2 separate regions of the Homo sapiens genome follow, and region 1 is linked to region 2. A link is a loop called in an ENCODE intact Hi-C map of the cell type or tissue named here. Cell type or tissue: psoas muscle. All regions are shown on one strand. Links, peaks and the distances in the headings refer to the core of each region. The heading gives the core; the rest is flanking DNA. Region 1 overlaps PCSK6 (proprotein convertase subtilisin/kexin type 6). Region 2 overlaps PCSK6 (proprotein convertase subtilisin/kexin type 6).

The links. Hi-C counts contacts between places; a loop is a spot of excess contacts. Peaks named below come from ENCODE experiments on the same cell type or tissue, not always from the same donor. Only the 100,000 strongest peaks of a DNase experiment are listed, where the experiment ranks them.
Region 1: it touches region 2 in a loop (2.1-fold over the local background); 5 of 110 quality-filtered maps call a loop at or near these places.

What each region holds. Positions count from the first base shown.
Region 1 is chr15:101,424,153-101,432,921 of GRCh38, forward strand. It overlaps PCSK6 (proprotein convertase subtilisin/kexin type 6), which reads right to left. Exons shown (of 22, transcript NM_002570.5): 3 at 7,838-7,948; 4 at 7,168-7,311; 5 at 5,835-5,911; 6 at 3,740-3,828. Among named protein-coding and RNA genes, the nearest start is that of PCSK6, 61 kb to the right of the region's middle. RefSeq lists an enhancer at 2,167-2,757. In psoas muscle, for the core only: no CTCF peak of the experiment used is centred there; no DNase peak of the experiment used is centred there.
Region 2 is chr15:101,364,200-101,372,968 of GRCh38, forward strand. PCSK6 (proprotein convertase subtilisin/kexin type 6) reads right to left here. Exons shown (of 22, transcript NM_002570.5): 12 at 6,136-6,324; 13 at 1,997-2,133. Among named protein-coding and RNA genes, the nearest start is that of PCSK6-AS1, 34 kb to the left of the region's middle. RefSeq lists enhancers at 6,063-6,564, 6,565-7,064. In psoas muscle, for the core only: no CTCF peak of the experiment used is centred there; a DNase peak (open chromatin) is centred at 4,892.

The DNA of each region.
Region 1 (8,769 bases), core at 213-8,212, 60 kb after region 2:
TGAGGCCAGGAGTTTAAGGCTGCAGTGAGCTATGATTATGCCACTGCACTCCAACCTGGGTGACAGAGCAAGACCCCATCTCTTCAAAAAAAAAAAAAGGAGCCATAGGAACAAATCACGTTTCTTAAAAGGGAACAACAATAAGGATGGCAATTAACAATCGACTCATCGTCGGAAACAATGGATACCAGAAGACAACAGAATAACACCTTTAAAGTGTTGAAAGACAAAAAAAAAGTTAGAAGGTCGTGTTCAGCATAATTTCTTTTAAGAAAAATGAAGAGAAGCCACTTTCAGATAAAATTGGAGAGAATTTTTCACTAGCATACCTGAACCTCAACAAATACCAAAAGAGGTGAGAGATAACCTCAATAAATACCAAAGAGCCTGGCGACAGGCTGAAGATAAATGGAAAGATGGAAATCTGAAGCTAGAAAAAGTAAGGAAGACCAGTCAGTGGAATGGTACACAGGCAGGTAAATGTATTTCTTGTCATAAGTAGTTTGCGGTCAACTACATGTTTAAAACAAGAAATGCACTGTGGGTTTATAACATGTGAAGTAGAATCTATAAAAACAACAGCACAAACAATGACAGTGATGGTGAATGGAAACAATCTTAGATTTACACATTATATAGAAAGTACACTATTAATTCCAGATAGACTGGGATAAGTTGGGATATGCATGATAACAGGGATATTTTTTAATTAACGCATTGAATATGGTTGAGCACATGCTGCATGTATAATACTGGATATGCCGCTGACAGAGAGACGAAAGAGATGAGGGTCACAGTTCTGGGCCTCTAGGAGCTCAGCATGTCTTTGGAGGGAACCAACAAGGAAGATGGCACAGAACCACCTATTGAAGTTAAAGGGGCAGGTAGGAGCCCCAGGGGTGGCAGAGCAGGCACCCCATGAGAGCAGGGCATGAGGGTGTGGCTGAGCTTGACACGGCAGGACTTGACTACCCGTGAGAGTGCTGAGGAGACAATTACGTCTGCGGCGTGGGGCTGGGGTGAGCAGGCCACATAAAGATCGAGGACATGAGGTGGAGCTCACACCTCTCTGGAAGGTAGGTGTGGGGTTGAGGCTGGCCTTGACCCAAGGATCCAGTGATAGCCACTGGCTCCAAAGCTGCTGCAAACAGCTTTAGCCTCTCCACACAGGCAGCCAACCCGCTTCCTCCTGGTTCTCCCTCCAAGCCCACCTCTGGGTGAGGTGCTCTAACACAGCTCCCTCTCTGTGTGTGCTGGCACACAACAGGGAATTTCCCTGGGATGTCCCTGGAGCTGACCATAGAGCTCTTCCTTTTCATGTCTTTATTGTTAGTTGTCACTCAAGAGACTATAATGCATATCCTAACTTATCCCAGTCTATCTGGAATTAATAGTATACTATTTTCTGTATAATGTATAAATCTAAGATAGAGCGTTTCCATTCACCATGACTGTTACCATTCCTGCTGTTGTTTATATACATATATATATATATTGCTTCATACGTTATAAACCCACAGTGCATTGCTATTATTCTTGTTTTAAACACATGCCAAATTCTATCCCTACATTTTCCAGATCTGGAGGGAGCACCTTCACTTGCAGGACTCGGGAAACGTAGGGAAAGAGTTTGGCGATGAGTGTAGAGCTATCTAACGGTAATGCTGTATTTACTGTGCACCTCATCTGGGAGGATCTTTATGCATGTTACTTCCACTGACTCCTCCCCGCAATCCATGATGCAGGTGTTACCTACCTGTGAGACCCCAGGGAGTCCTCTAAACCAGCGCTTCTCACATTGTGACGTGGAGACAAATCCCCTGCGATCTTGTTATAATGCAAACCCTGACTCCGTAGGCCTGGGGTGGGGATTCTGCATTTCTAACGGCTCCCAGAGGATGCCATGCTCAAAGTCTAGGGACTTGGGGGAGCAAGGCTCAAGCAACTCCAAAGGTGGGGTCCACCCCTCACTCAAAGCAACACAAATGGTTTTTATTCTCCCACTGAGAGTCTCAGCAAGAGGGAAGGAGGAGCTCAGCTATCCCCTGCAGACTTAGCCCAAGCCGATGGTTTCACACATGGTATCTGACTTCATCCTCATAACAAAACTGGGGAGGCAGCTGCCTGGTGGTCATTTCACCCCACAGGTAAAGAAACCTTGGCTCAGAGAGGTTATGTAAGTTGTTCAAGGACACACAGACAGTGAGTGGTGGGAATGGAACTGGCACCCAGGTTGGCCCGATTCTACAGATCCTGGAGAGACGTCTCAGGGCTCTGCACCCATCATCAAAGGCTCCAGGGAGAACTTATATATCTCAGTTTGCAAGAACTATCCACAAAGGAGCCAGGCCAGTTGACAGAGTCTCCTGATTTGTTCTGCAGAACGCGCCCTTGGGGGTTAATTCTGCTATAAAATGAAAATCCAAGCCACCTTCAAGATTTCCACGGGAAAAGGCAGGCAGAGTCCTAATTAAGTAAAAGCTAAGGACCCTCTTTTCGAAACACAAGAAATTCCCCCAAGGACTGGTGATCCAGGGAACCGTGGCCCAACCTCCCTGCCTGGTACTGCTCATAAGTGGAGCCAAAGCGGCTGCAGCCACCCTCACCAAGGCTCGGTGGCAGAACGGCAGAAAGTGGCTGCAGCCACCCTCACCAAGGCTCGGTGGCAGAACGGCAGAAAGCGGCTGCAGGCACCCTCACCAAGGCTCAGTGGCAGGATGGCAGTGCCCCCCCGGGAAGGTGGTTTCCCACTGCAGCCACCTGAGTGAGCAGGAGCACCTTCGGACTGAGAAGCAGACAGGCCTCCTGGGTGAGGCCGCAGTCCCTGGAGGCCCTCTGGCACTCCTCTCTGCTGCCCCCACTTGCTCAGTTCCCGGGTCAGTGACATGCACCTAGAGGGGCCTTCAGAGCACTTGGGTGACTGAGCTGTCACACTGCCGGGCTCCCGTGGGGAATAGGAAGACATTCAATACTTTACTCCAAAGCCTCATCCTAGCAAGGGCAGCTTGACTGAGCAGTGTGAGAAGCTAAATGGCAAGACCAGACGCACGCGGGGCAGGGGCGGCTGCTGCTCCGTAAAGGGACCAAGAAGAGCTGATTCCCTGGTGAATGAGACGGGGGACAGCTGGATCCAGGGAGCACTTCACAGAACAGAGCAGGCATGAGGCTGCCATAAGGCACAGGTGGACAGAGCCAAGTGGAAAGACGGGGGAGGCGGGGATGGGAATGGTTCAAGCCCAGGCATCAATCGGGAAGACCAGATGTGTCTAAGGGGCACTATGAAAAATGTCCTCTAAGGTCAGAGCAGGGGCAGGAGAAGTGGGCCAGCAGGCTTGAGTGGGAGTCAGAACCCAGGGAAAGCTCTGGTCCCGGGTAAAAGCTGTCACTCTGTCTGGGAAGTGACGGAGCCACTGAGGGCTATGGGCAGCGGGGAATCAACGCAGACTTCTAGGAGTCAGCAGCCAGGCCAGCAGGACCAGAGGAGAGAGGGTACCTTTCTGATGGGAACTGCAATGGCTTTTCAGGCAAAACAGTAAGCAGTTCCTCTGTCTTGAGGCCCCAATCCCTGTGGGTCAGCTGCCTGGGCCATGATACAGACGGCACTGCTGCGTCTGGCCCAGGGGTCTGCTGACATGGCCAAAGCCAAAAAACAGGAGGCTGCTGAGACCAGCGGACAGGGAGCTCCCAGCTGCCCCTGCCCCAGGCCCCTCGGCTCGCAGGCTGCCACGCCCGGCCTTACCTCCTATTTTGGCATTGTACGCTATGCCCACGATGCAGTAGGAATTGTTTGCTGAAGCAGCAACTTCTCCCGCACAACGAGTGCCGTGTCTGAAACAAAGGAAAAAACCAAGTGAGGACGCAGCCCAGCAAGTTTCAGTGAATTCAGTGCCTGGCTCAGTTCAATGCAACAAGAGAGTCAGTTGTCCGAAGCCCAGAGATGTCATTAAAGCCCATTTCCTGCATCCCCTCTCATCACCAACCCCACTCTGGGAGAAGGCACCAAGTCAGCCTGGGTACAGCCCTTCCTGGCATCCTGAATGTGGCAAGTGCTCACGCATGGTCACCTCTTCCAGCATGCCTCCCCTGACCCCCATGTGGGAGGAAGGTGCCTGCCCCAGTGCCCGTGGTCCTATACCTTCCTCCTCCCAGCACGTGTAATTGGCACATGGCCACTGCTGTGTAGGGTGGGTGCTGCGCCACCTCGGCCTCGTGTCTCCTGTGGCTGGCAGCAGGGACACCTGCTGCCTGGCAGGATGAAAGAAGGAACAGTCTGGTGCTGATGTCACCTGCCTCATCCCCTATGCACCTACAACACCATGCTTACCCTGAGGCAGCCCTTCCTGTGCTTCTAAGGCCATTTAAGCTGGAGCTGAGGAAGAACGCTCTAAATTAAACACTCAGCAGCTGGGAGACTATGAAGAAATGACCAGAAAAACAAATGCGTTTTCCTCAGTAATGACCCCATTCTCTGATGTGCCACGTCGGGTCAGTTCCTCCAGCGGGGGCCAAAATAGGAGCAACTTGAAATAGCACATCTTTGAGAAGAGTCCACAGAGGATGGGAATCATTGATTCAAATTTAAAGCTGCCTTTAAAAATCGCCCCAGGCAGCAGCCCTCTGGAAGAGAGTCATCTGTCCTTCCCTGGAAGCCACACAGCTTCAAGGCCAGGGCTGTTCCCGGGGTCACAGAGCTCAATGGATGGCTCGGGATGGGATTGAATCCTGCCCTTCAAGGGTCACTGCGTGGTATGTGGGTCATTCCTCCTTTGCCCCAGGCATCCTCACTGGCAGCAGGAAGGGCACCTTGGGACGTGCATGAGGCTGGGCTGCTGCAGGCTCGCGGGAGCTCTGCAGCCTGCTGTGTGGAACTCCAGTGGCCGAGGCTTCCTGCACAGCATTGCCTGCGCACCCGTTTGTGAATCTCAGAATCAAAGCGACCACAAACTAAAAGACTATAATCGGGAGACGCCCCTCAGCAAGAGTCTTGTCAACAGTGGGGAGGAAGAAAAAGCTTTTATTATTTCCCTCTAAATATTTTTAGAGGAATGATAAGAGCTCAGGGTATGGGGCATGCTGATGGAGAAGGAAAGAGACAGCAAATGAATTCCCAGGACTGACCCCAGGGCTGCCGTTTACACTGCAAAGTCACCTGGGCTCTCCGGACCCCACTGCCTCCACTTGCAAAATGACAGTGACACAAAAACGCCCACCATTTCGGAAGAATCTGCTGGGTGCATTCCTCATGCATCATCTCACTGACCCCTCCTGTGACCCTGTGAGGTAGGGGACATCACTGGCCTGGACGAGCCTCTAAGACACTAAGACATGAAGTTTCAACCAGCTCACCCGGCATGCACGCAGCCAGTAAGTGGGAGAGCTGCGATCTGAACCTGGGTCTATCCAGCATTACTCATGCCCCTTCCACCTCATTCCTAAGGTCACAGAGTCACAAAAGCTCAGGCACGTGACCTGTGTGCTCAAACAGACCAAACTGCTGTCTTCACACAGCAGGTCATGGAGACGGTTAGACTTAAGGGTTTCTCTTTTAAAATATTTCAAGAAAGTTGGAAACAGGAACGATGTCTGTCAAACACCCATTTCTAGCTGCCCGGCAGCGGTGACACCCCAGAGGAACAGGCTGACTCCACAGAAGCTGGCCGTGCCTGAAGGGCTGTGCCTGGCATGGCCTGTGACTCCTGGAGAAGCCTGCCTCGCGCCCAGGCAGGGAAGATACGCCGGCAGCCACCGCCTCTCCAGCTCCCTCGCACACACATTCAATAGTGACGCTGCAGGGAGGGGAAGAGAAGCCGGGGAGATGAGGCGAGGTGACGTACTTATTTTCATTGCTGGCATCATATCGTGGAGATGGGTCATAATCATTGCCGTTCACGTCGTAGCTGGCGTAGGAATCCTAAGAAATGGAATCGTGGTGAGTGAGGAGAAATGGCATGTGACAGCTCTGTTTGAAATGGATTTTATGTTCCGTTGGCAAATAGAGAAACCACACGCGGGGCTCCTCTCTTACTATAGCTATAATCTCATATACGTTTTTATCGTGGTAAAATATATGTGACGGGAAATACACGACCTTAACCATTCTCGAGTGTGCGGCTCAGTGGCATTAATTCACAGTGCTTGAGGCCATCGCTGCTACCCATCTCCAGAACCCTTTCAACCTGCAAAACCCCACACCCACTCAACACTAACTCCCCACTCCCCTCTCCCAGGCCCTGGCAACCCCCACTCCACCTTTTTGTCTAAGAGTTTGGCTACTCCGAGTCACTCGTGTAAGTGGAATCAGGCAGTATTTGTCCTTTTGTGACTGGCTTATTTCACTTCGCATAACGTCCAAGGTTTATCCACGTTTCCACGTGGGTCAGGATTTCCTTCATTTTATATTTTCAATAGGTATGCTTTTGTTTATATGACTGTAACAGCAGTATTCACATAATTTTACATTCTCCTTTTAAAATATATGATAAAAGGTTTCCAGTGTTGTTGACACGTAGTCTGCAAAATTCATTTCTAAGGGCTGCATAACGATCTGTCAGATGGATACAATATGGTTTACTTAATCACCGGTAGGTGCCCAAGTCCCTTAGAGTATTTCTTGCATCTATGATATTTACGATATGCCAAGCTTGTGTCCTTACATTTAACTAATTTAGTCCTTACAATAACTCCGTGAGAGAGTCGTTCTCTTATGAACCATTTTACAGACGGTAAAATGTTTACAGATGAGGCACAGAGAAGTTAAGTAACTTACTCAAGATCTCAGAGCTAATCATTTGCAGACCCAGGATAGGAACCCAGGCACTCTGGGCCTAGAGCCCGTGTTTTCACACTGTCACCCTGTCACTGTTCGTGTTGCTACTATCTGTACGCTGATGATCCCCCTCCATGCATTTCTTAGTTCTTTAGGCTCCATTCCTAAAAGTGTATGTGACTGTGCAAGCATGTGGATGAATCCCTCTGCAAAACCCTTGCCCCTGACAGTAGCAAGTAGCAGAATATTCATCTTCCTAATTCTTTCCAGCATAGTTTTCTTTACTGCCTAACTTAATGGGGGCTGGGGGAGATCGGGACCTTACTGTTTTTAAACTTGCATTTACTTAATGACCAGCACAGTTGAATATATTTGCATGTCAGTTCCGAGGATTGACTTACATAATTTGGGGCCAGGTCAGGGTGATTTCTCTCTATGCCATCATCAAGGATGGTGACCACCACGTTTTTTCCTGTGTAGCCCCTCTTCCACGCTGCCTGGACATTCATTTCCGACCGGCAGCGACTGTTCTTGTCGCCACAATGCTGTAAGCACGAAAGACACAAAGTCCCCCCGACATGGACATTCCAGATGCAGAACTGACACTCGGTGCACACCCCACAGGGAGGCGCTTAGGCTTGCAAGTAAAAAAGGAGGGAACACCTATCCCTGCCTTACATAGCAGAGCTCCTCTTTCCCACTCGGATCGAGAATCATGCAGACGGCTCCCTTGCTTTTTCTGCACCTGCAATCTATATTTTCCCAGGGCATCGCCTCCCAGCAGGAGCTCTGTCCATGGGCTGGGCTTTGCCATTTAGTCATACAGCCTGCATCAAATCACTTCCCTTCTCAAAGAGCCCCCATCCCAGAGTGTGCTGCACAAAGTTTCAGAAAAAATCCACAGGAAAGCCGGTACTGCACAGCCTTGCGGTAGTGGTTTTACACCCTCAAGGTGAAGTGTGTCTGTCTGGAGATGTTGTTTGAATTTAGCTTTGTTGAGGGAAATTAACCCATTTCAGAGACCTGGCAGTGCAAGTGTCCTGGGGCAGACAGAGGTCCTGTCCTACTCACCAGGTACCACATGTTGGACCAAATGGGGTCGTTGAAGTAAAGGGCCTGCGGGTCACTTCGCACCTGTCTCTTCACCCTTCGTTTCACTTCCTGTTGCTGGAGCCATTTCACCTACCAGAAGAAATGCAATTACTGTTTATATTAGAAATGATTTCTTGATTTTATGTAGCCTCTTTGCAGGTGCTACAGCCTTCCTTGTGCGTGAATATCTGTGTCATAGCAGATATTTTAGATGGTAAGTTCCTGGGGACATTTTCACTTCAAAGTGACTACATTTGAAAGATGAGAAGTTGTTTGTGTATACAGAGGAAGAAATAACACCACTCTGATAGATTTTGAAGTCGTTGTACTAAAAGAAAGAAAGTGCTCACGCCTGTCATCCCAGCACGTTGGGAGGCCGAGGCAGGAAGATCGCCTGAGCCCAGGAGTTTGAGACCAGCCTGGGCAACATGGTGAAACCCCACCTCTCCAAAAAAAAAAAAAAAAAAATCTAGCTGGGCATGATGGCGCATGCCTGTAGTCCCAGCTCCTCAGGAGACTGAGGTGAAAGGATTGCTTGAGCCTGGGAAGTCAAGGCTGCAGTGAGCCATGATTGGTGCCACTGCACTCCAGTCTGGGCAACACAGCAAGACCCTGTCAAAAAAAAAAAAAGACAGAGAGAGAGAGAGACAGAAAGACAAGAAGGAAGGGAGGGAGAGAGGGAGAGAAGGAAGGAAGCCAGCCTTGTGAAATTGCCGATAAATTATCTGGTGATCCTTGTCCTGAAGAAAAAGGAAATACACACATGGGAAAGCAGTGAATGAAGAAAGTGTTTGGTTAACTGGTATTGGAATTTGCTTTACAGTAAGGACATAAGTAAATATGGTAAGCCATATATTGGAATATTTGGCAGCCACCAGCAATATGGTACCAAAACATGCACAGAGAAAAAT
Region 2 (8,769 bases), core at 320-8,319:
ACTGCATCTTCACAGAAAAGGGCACAGGGAACGACGGAACAGTGAAAGCAAACCTTGAGGAAACTCGCCCATAGAAAAGCAAGATCCCAGCACATTCTGTAAACGTTACTATGCATTCGACCCAGAGAACAAAGACAGGCGTTTATAGACCTTTGTGGGTAACTACAAAATAAGATGTGCTGATTATTCCAGTTTTCTTTCCTGGTTGTAACCCCATTACCTAGATCAGAGTTTGGTACTTAATAAAGACTAGTTAAATAAATGATTGATCATTAAGTAAAAGGGATTAAAAAGGTACAAGAATTACCAGAGAAATAAACAATCCAAAAGAAAAATTAAGAAAACCATTCCATTTGCAATAGCATAAAAATAATAAAATACTTAGGAACAACTTTCACCAAGGAGGCGAAAGACTTATATACTCAACACTACAAAAAACACTGCTAAACAAAATTAAAGAAGAGCTAAATAAACAGAAAACTATCCCAAGTTTATGGACTGGAAGACTTAATATTGTTAATGTGGAAATATTCCCCAAAATGATCTACATATCCAATCTCTACCAGAATTCCAACTACCTTTTAAAAAAGAAATGTACAAGCTTATCTTCAAATTCACATGGAATTACACGGGACCCAAAATAGCCAAAACAATCTTGAGAAAGAACCACCAAGTTGGAGGACTCGCACTTTCTTATTTCAAAACTTACTACAAAGCTACAGTGATCAAAACAATATGGTACTGACTCCAAGATAGATATACAGACCAATGGAACAGAATCGAGAGTGTGGAAACGAACCTCTCTTCTGTGGTCAGTTGATTTGCAACAGGAGTCTCAAGATCACCTAATGGGTAAAGAATGCATTTTTCAGCAAGTGGTGCTGGAACAAATGGGTACAAAAGAATGAGTTTGGACCCCTACCTCACACCATATACAAAAATAATTCAAAATGGATCAAAGTCCTACATGTAAGAGCTATAACACTCTTAAAAGGAAACACAGGAGTAAATCTCTGTGACTTTGGGTTAGGCAATGGTTTCTCAGGTATGACACCAAGAGCACAAGCAACAGAAGAAAAAATAAATTGAATTTCATCATAATTTAAAACTTTTGTGCATCAAGGTGCATCATCAGGCAATTGAAGAACCACAGATACCACTTCACACCTACTAGAACGCTTATAATTTTTTAAAAAGCAGAGAATATTAAGTGTTAACGAGAATGTGAAGGAGCTGGACCTCTCATATATTGCTGGCCGGAATGTAAAAGGGTGCAGCCAATGTGGAAGACAGTTTGGCTGTTCCTCAAAACGTTCAACATAGAGTTACCATATGACCTGACAATTCCAATCTTAGGTATACGCCCACGAGAAACAAAAACATAGGTCCACATAAAAACTTGTACATGAATCCTCATAGCTGTACTATTTGTAACAGCTAAAAGGTAGAAACAACCCAAATGTCCATCACAGGTGAATGAATAAACAAAATGTGATCAATCCGTACAATGGAATATCGTTTAGCCATACGAGTAATGACGTTTTGATGCATACGACAATATTGAAAAACTTTGAAAACATCATGCTAAGTGAAAGAAGCCAGACACAAAAGGCCAGGTGTTGTATTATTTCATCTATATGAAATGTCCAGGAGAGGCAAATCCAAAGAAATGGTAAGTGGATTAGAGGTTGCCAGGAGCTGGGAGGGGAGGAGGGAATGGGGAGTGGCTGCTTCATGGGTATGGGGTTTCTTTTTGTGGGGATGAAAACATTCTGGAATTAGATAGTGCTGACGTTTACATGACATCGTGGATGTACTAAAAGCCACTGAACTGTCCACTTAAAAATAATTAAAATGGTGAATTTTCTGTTATGGGAATTCTACCTCTAAAACACAAAACAAAGAATTATCAGAGACTCCGTAGTTAAATAAGGCCCAGAGGTAAAAAGAGGCTTGAGATACAAAAGCTGTCATGAGATTCCCAAGAGCCACTGACCTTGCTTCTCCGGGTTGCGGACCTGGGATGGCAGATCTTGGATTTCCAAGGTCCACTGCCCTTCAGCCTTTTCTCCCCAGCAGTGGACAGTCATGAATTCCCAGTTTGTAAACCCTTCATTGGAAAGATCCAGCAACCTGCAATTGGAGGTGTGGTGTCAGAAATGAAGGTGCTGGTACTGAGTGGCTGGGCGGAGGGGCTGGCACAAGCAGGGCTCTCGGGGGACTGTATGACCTGGCTGGACCGTACCCCCAGGGTAGCGGGGGTCTGGCCCCAGCCAACCCGAGGGCAAAGGGCACAGTGAAATGTGATCGTCTTTAAGCTCTTACACAGACTCTCTCCTCCATCACCTCCTTGAACCTCCTTAACATTCTGAGAGGAAGGCAGGCAGGCAGGCAGGTTTCATATAACCCAGTGAAAGATGTTTACAAGCTCTCACCAACAGAAGCCCCCAGTCCCGACAATTTCCTGCAGAAGGTGGCTGGCTCCTTCCCACCCAGCAACAATCTTACAGAGACCATAACTCCAGTGCCCGGATGCACGAAAGCAGACAGGGGCGGGGGTCCCCCTGGGGTACCTTCACCGAAGCCCAGAGAGTGCTCACTAAGGACGCCTTTTGAAAGTGCTTGTTTGTGCAAGAATGAAACTTCCATGTTTGATTTCAAGCCAGCTGTGTGCACTGTTCTCTGGGAGACACAAATAAGGAAAGAGGAGCAGCTACTCAAGCTTGTGGGGAAAGTTCTGTCCCTTCACCTGCAGGGCTGATCCAGTCTCAACAGGGGCATTTGAGGGAGATGACAATGGCAGGGTTGGTTGCTTTTCAGTGGGAATGGGAGGGGCCCGTGGAGAGCGGGGGGAGGAGACAGCTCCCCCACCCCCAGCAGTACCCTCCTTGCAAGTCCTGATGAGCCTCCCTTTACCCTTCCCAACTCGAAGGTCTTTCCCAACTGTACCCTTGAGCCCCTGGGCCTTCTGCCTCACACTTGGTTCAGGCAGAAACAGGAAGCAACTAATCAACATCCAATCTCTTCCTGCACCCAGTGCCATCCTCAGAAGTGACTCTTTCTGTACTGGAATCAATTCCAGGTTTTTTCCTCTTATTCTTTCTTCACAGTCTAATTTTCTATCTCGATTTTGGAATAAACATTTTTTTTAACATAGGCATCTTTATTGTTCATCAGAAATTGAAATACATAAGTTTTGAATGATGTAAGATTCAATTTCCAATCTGGGGGTTCTCTGAACACTCAATGTAGGAAAATGTTTATCTAGGGAACATTCTTTGCAATGGAGAAGAGTGAGGGGGAAGCATCCTGTGCTTTCTTCTAAGAAATGGCAAAGGTCAAGGCTGATTTTCACACTCGATGCCAAGCTGAACCCAACACACTGGGGACAGAACAAGGACAAACTGTCTTTTAAGGGCTGAGGTGCTGAGGCACATCAATGGCTTCTTAGTGAAGAACCTGGCAAACTGATAAAGCTGCTAAATTAAGTAAGATGTGCAGTAGGATAGGAGGTCATTGATCCTAAAACACAAATTCTTGATACAATCACAAAATCTGCCTTGGAAAAAAACCAAAGTCCCAAGACTCAGATGACAGCTGGAGTAGCCTCAGGGTAGTTTTTGTTTGTTTGTTTTTTGTTTTTGAGACAGACTCTCTTTCTGTCACCCAGGCTGGAGTGCAGAGGCGTGACCTCAGCTCACTGCAACCTCCGCCTCCTGGGTTCAAGTGATTCTCTTGCCTCAGCCTCCCAAGTAGCTGGGATCACAGGTGCGTGCCACCACGCCCAGCTAATTTTTGTATTTTTAGTAGAGACAAGAGTTGGCCAGGTTGGTCTCGAACTCCTGACCTCAGGTGATCCACCCACCTTGGCCCCTCAAAGTGCTGGGACTACAGGTGTGAGCCACCCTTCCTGGGCTAGGGTAGTTTTTAAAATGCCTGATGGCGCAAGGACAGCACTACCCAGCCAAGGGGTGGCTCCCAATAGGCCTGGCAGGACCTGCCCTCTATTATCCCAAGGGCACAACACTGGGCAGCAGCAGGAGGAGGAAAGTTTCCAGGGAAGGGAAACAGGGCCCCAGGGGAGCGGGAGAGGGGAGGCTGGGGCAGCGGAAGGTTCTTGTGGGTCAGGTAGCCGGACGTAAGCAGGACACGTAGGGCAACCAGGCCCCTGTGCCAGGGATACATATATTATCACACTCAAGTCTTATAACAGTCCTAATGTTTACAGATAAGTGAAGTGGCATTTTCAGAGATGAGGAATAAAGAGAGGCAAAGGGACTGGCTCCTGGGAGCCCAGCCAGGAGTGGAAGAGCAGGGTGTGGGCCAACTCTCCAGGGTCACTGCCACCCGCCTGCCTGCTACCTGCTGCCCCAGCCTCTCAGCCTCACCACAGGCTCTCCGTCAACCTGGGCCATCACCTGGGCCTGCACCCAGCTCTGGCTCTGAGTCAGGGGTCACAAACCTGGGTGCCACTAGGTGTGCGGCTGGAGTGAACGGAGAGCCCGTTGCTGGCCTCAGGGCTGCCAGCACGGAAAACATGGAGCACATGGACACACACTCGCCCACCTGCTCAGCTCCGGCCCAGTGCACGCAGGAACACGGGGCTGGTGTCAGACAGCTTCCAACTTTCCAAGAAATGCCAGAAATGAGGACTTTTAAAATCTTTAAGGTTAAAAAAATAAAATAAAAAACACCACGGGGAGCAACATAGCATCAAAAGCTGCAGCTCGTCCGCTGACACCGAACTGCTCGTGCCCGTGTGAGACCTCCCACAGGCAGAGGCACAGCACGGCCGGGCCTCCCGGCAGGAGGGAGAGGTGCCCCTGTGACACTCGTGCTATGAAAGGAGAATGTGGGATGGGCTGAGCTTGGTGCCAGGGTCTGCCTCAGGGTTGATTCCAGTGCACCGAGGACAAAGCTGGTGCCGGGCCCGCCACCTGCTGCCACCGCTCCAGCTTGCCTGCTGCAGAGAGACCAGGCTGCTGGGCAGTGCTGTGGGGGGCACAGCACAGGCCCCAATCCTCTGGACAATGGCCCTGTCTACCTTGCATTGCTGCTGAGTCAATTACCCTGTCTCATACAAAGTGGTGGGGAGGGGAAGGGTTAAGCAAAGGGCAACCCCCAACTTCTGCCTGGTTCCATCTGAGAGCCTTCGCTAGCCCCTGTTTCTGAATCTCTGCAGCTCCCTATAGCCTACACAAGGGCCACAGCCTCAGGCAGGTCACCAAAGGAGTCAAGTGGGCCCAGAGTGGGCAAGGGGACCACACCCCAGAAGACAGAGCAGGCCTGGTCCTGGGGGGCTTCCTGCAGATGATGTGGGCACAGTGCCAGTCCTGGTTTTTGAGAGAAGCTGGAAATGCTGATTTGTCCATGAAATTTCTTTACTCTCTCTACCTCTTAGCTAGAAAGAGACAGAAGGTACCAGAATACCCTGGCCCCTCTTAAGTTCCCATAAACACCTTCATTCTAATTACCTGTAAGTCATATATTTGCATCAATGTATTTCCCCTTGTTTCTAAGTTTGTTAAAGAAATGACTCCATAGCCTCCCAAAAAACCATGTGCGAAGCTTTGGAATTCCCAGCCCCTGAGCGCAAGAGAAGTTGGCAGAGAGCAGCCTGGGAGCACCTTCCCCACATACCACCCGAGCCTGTCTGTATTCCCGGGACAGGCCCCTGCTGGTGCAGGTTCTGCAGGGCAGCCCACGACTGGGTGGGAGAGCTGGTGGGGGGACAAACAGTGCTCCCTGTGGTACACATGCTCGATTCAAAAGCCAACTGAATAGGATTAAATGACCTTTAATGCACTTCTAAGCAAAGAAGGCATAGCCAGAATTCCACAAATCCCTCCGCTAAACAACAAAAAACGAAACAACAACTCTTTTGTCACTTCTCTCTGAAAAGGAAAGTTTTCCAGGACCTTTTGGAAGGCAAGGTTTCAGGGAGCAACTTTTAAGGTTTTTGGGGCCTACATGCAAGGGTCTCCAAGAGAAAGGAAGCTGCCAGCAGAACCAGTGGGAGTCCCCAACGCCAGAGGGCCTTGCAGAGACACTGTGGGCCCAAGACTGGACAGAAGCTCTTGTGCAGGGTCAATCTCAGTGAGCCCAGACCCCATCCCCACGCCTGCCTCGCCTTACCTCTTTGCCAGAAGTTGAGACTTGGTTCCCGAGGGAGAAACCAGGTAGATCTGGAGGTCTCCTCGGCGTGGGTGTGAGATGGAGGTGCGAACCACCACGTGCTCCAAGTAGACCACCCGCTGGTCCGAGTGCTCCGCGCAGGCGCTGGTCAGGGCCGTAGTCCGCAGCACCTGCACTAAGGGGATGCTCCTGGGGGAGAAGGGAGGGCTCAGCACTTGGCACCGGAAGCATGAAGTCTCACCCACACAGCCAGGAGCTCCAGCGCCCGTCCACTCTATCCCCACTGCAGCCTCAGGGCCCTGCGGGCCCCGGGGAGCCGCAGCAGCCTCTGACTGCCTCACGTGGATGCTCCACTGTGAACTTTATCACCTGTCCTGAAGACGTTTATGCCTCTGGAATTTGCTTACAGAGATTTGAAAGATGGTTCGGCTGGGCACTGTGGCTCACGCCTCTGATCCCAGCTCTTTGGGAGGCCGAGGCACCGCCTGCTGCCACCGCTCCAACTTGCCTACAGTGGAGAGACCAGGCTGCTGGGCAGTGCTGTGGGGTGCACAGCACAGGCCCCATTCCTCTGGACGATGGCCCTGTCTGCCTTGCATTGCTGCTGAGTCAATTATTTTGTCTTATACAAAGTGGGGGGAGGGGGAGGGCAGATCACAAGGTCAGGAGTTTGAGACCAGCCTGGCCAATACGGTGAAACCCTGTCTACTAAAAATACAAAAATTAGCTGGGCATGGTGGCGGGTGTCTGTAATCCCAGCTACTCGGGAGCCTGAGGCAGGAGAATCTCTTGAACCCAGGAGGTGGAGGTTGCAGCGAGCCGAGGTCGCACCACTGCACTCCAGCCTGGGAGACAGAGCAAGGCTCCAACTCAAAAATAAAATAAAATAAAAGATGGGTTCTTGGGCAGACTTGGGTGAATGTCCCCAGGGATGGGCTCCCTTTGGTGACCAGAAGGCGGCTTCTCCTCGGTGGCATTTGGCCAGCTCGTTTCTCAGTTGCCCTAGTATGACCTCCATGGTGACAGGTACACTAAAAGGCCAGACCTCACCACACTGCAATATGTGCATGTAAGAAACCTGTCCTTGGACCCCCTAAATATATAAAAATAATTAAATGTTTTAACAAACAAACAAATAAAAAATCCCACTACTTTGTTCCGAAGACTAGCATTGAAAATAGAAGTCACAATGCTAAATAACAGCAATCAGCAAACATTTCCCAAGCTGACTGTGCACTGAGCATAAGGCACTGGCCTGAGAATTTCCAAGGATTAACCCATTTAATCCAGAGGGAAATTAAGGACTGTACCCAAGGTGTAGCTAATGCGGGGAGGAGCTGGGATTTGGGGCCCCAGAGCCCACGCCTCTGCCTCCAGGCCTCACTGCCTCCGCCTCCAGGCCTCGCTGCCTCGAATGGAAGCTCGCGTGGACCCACAGTCAAGGACACAGCTCGGAGTTCGGAGGCTGCCCTCTCATGCTGATCGAGGGTGCCAAGCTTGTGTGCTCCCAAATCTCCTGCAGAAAGCAGGGTCCCCTCACTTTCCTGCCCTGTCATGGAAATGGACGATGGTTCCCTTTACAAACTCAGGGCAGCTTTACCATATGGGATGGAGTCTGAGGGTAAAAACAAAGCCTCAATCATTCAAGACTCCTTCCTGCTAGAATTTTCTGACACACTCCCCAGACCAAGCAGACTCCCCAGACCAAGCAGATCCAAAATCTGTACCCCAAGGCTGTTTCTGTGTCCAGGCTGGACCATCCTGCCAATTCCAGGCCATTAGGGTTCATGCCTCTTTGAACTCAGCCCCCGACCCACCCCAGTGATCTGCAGCTGAAGAAACATGGCATTCTTCAGTGCAGACCCACCGCCGCCCAGCAGCACATTAATAACTCCCCACCACACGACCGGTGCTTGGCTTATTACGGGGAGCGCTTTTCCCATTATGCCTGGACTCTCCTCCCGGGAGGCATGAGGCGTTCTGCTCAGAGCCTCTCAGGAGTTACACTGCTTGGCTCTACTGGGCCCTGAGTCATAAAAAACAATCAAAACAGTTATAAACAGTGATGTAATTCCCTCGGAGACTCTGTAAGTATTTGAAAACACGCTTTGCATGCACCATAAATTGATCTAGAGATGCTGACTTCCTTCATTGCCTTCTCCCAAGCTTTACTGCTAGTGTTTACTGGCCAGCAGCCCCCGCTGCGGTAGATGGCGAACACAAGAGAAGGCTCTGGGGAGTTCCAGGACCTGCAGGGCCCATGTGTCTCTCCAGGTGAGTGTCCCCCATCCCCCACCTTCACCCCACACTAAGAATGTAAGGTGGGTACGTTAGGGAGAAGCAAGGTGTGGAGACGGAGAAACGTCTATGCCGGCAGACTTACTCAGTGCTCCCCTGGGGCTTCAAAATGTAGCTCCCAGTCAACCCCAAAAACCAGGAATAACCCTACACTCTCACACTTCAACACCTTTCCAGTGCTGAATAGCAAGATCAAGGGGAAACAGACACAAAAGCCTTAACCAAGTTGAAGACACGGTCCCCACACTCCAACCAATTGCTCATCGGTAGGGGAAGTGATCAATCTGCTCTAGAAATAGACCTGGAATCCTTGTGAAGAAGCTTTAATCCCATTGA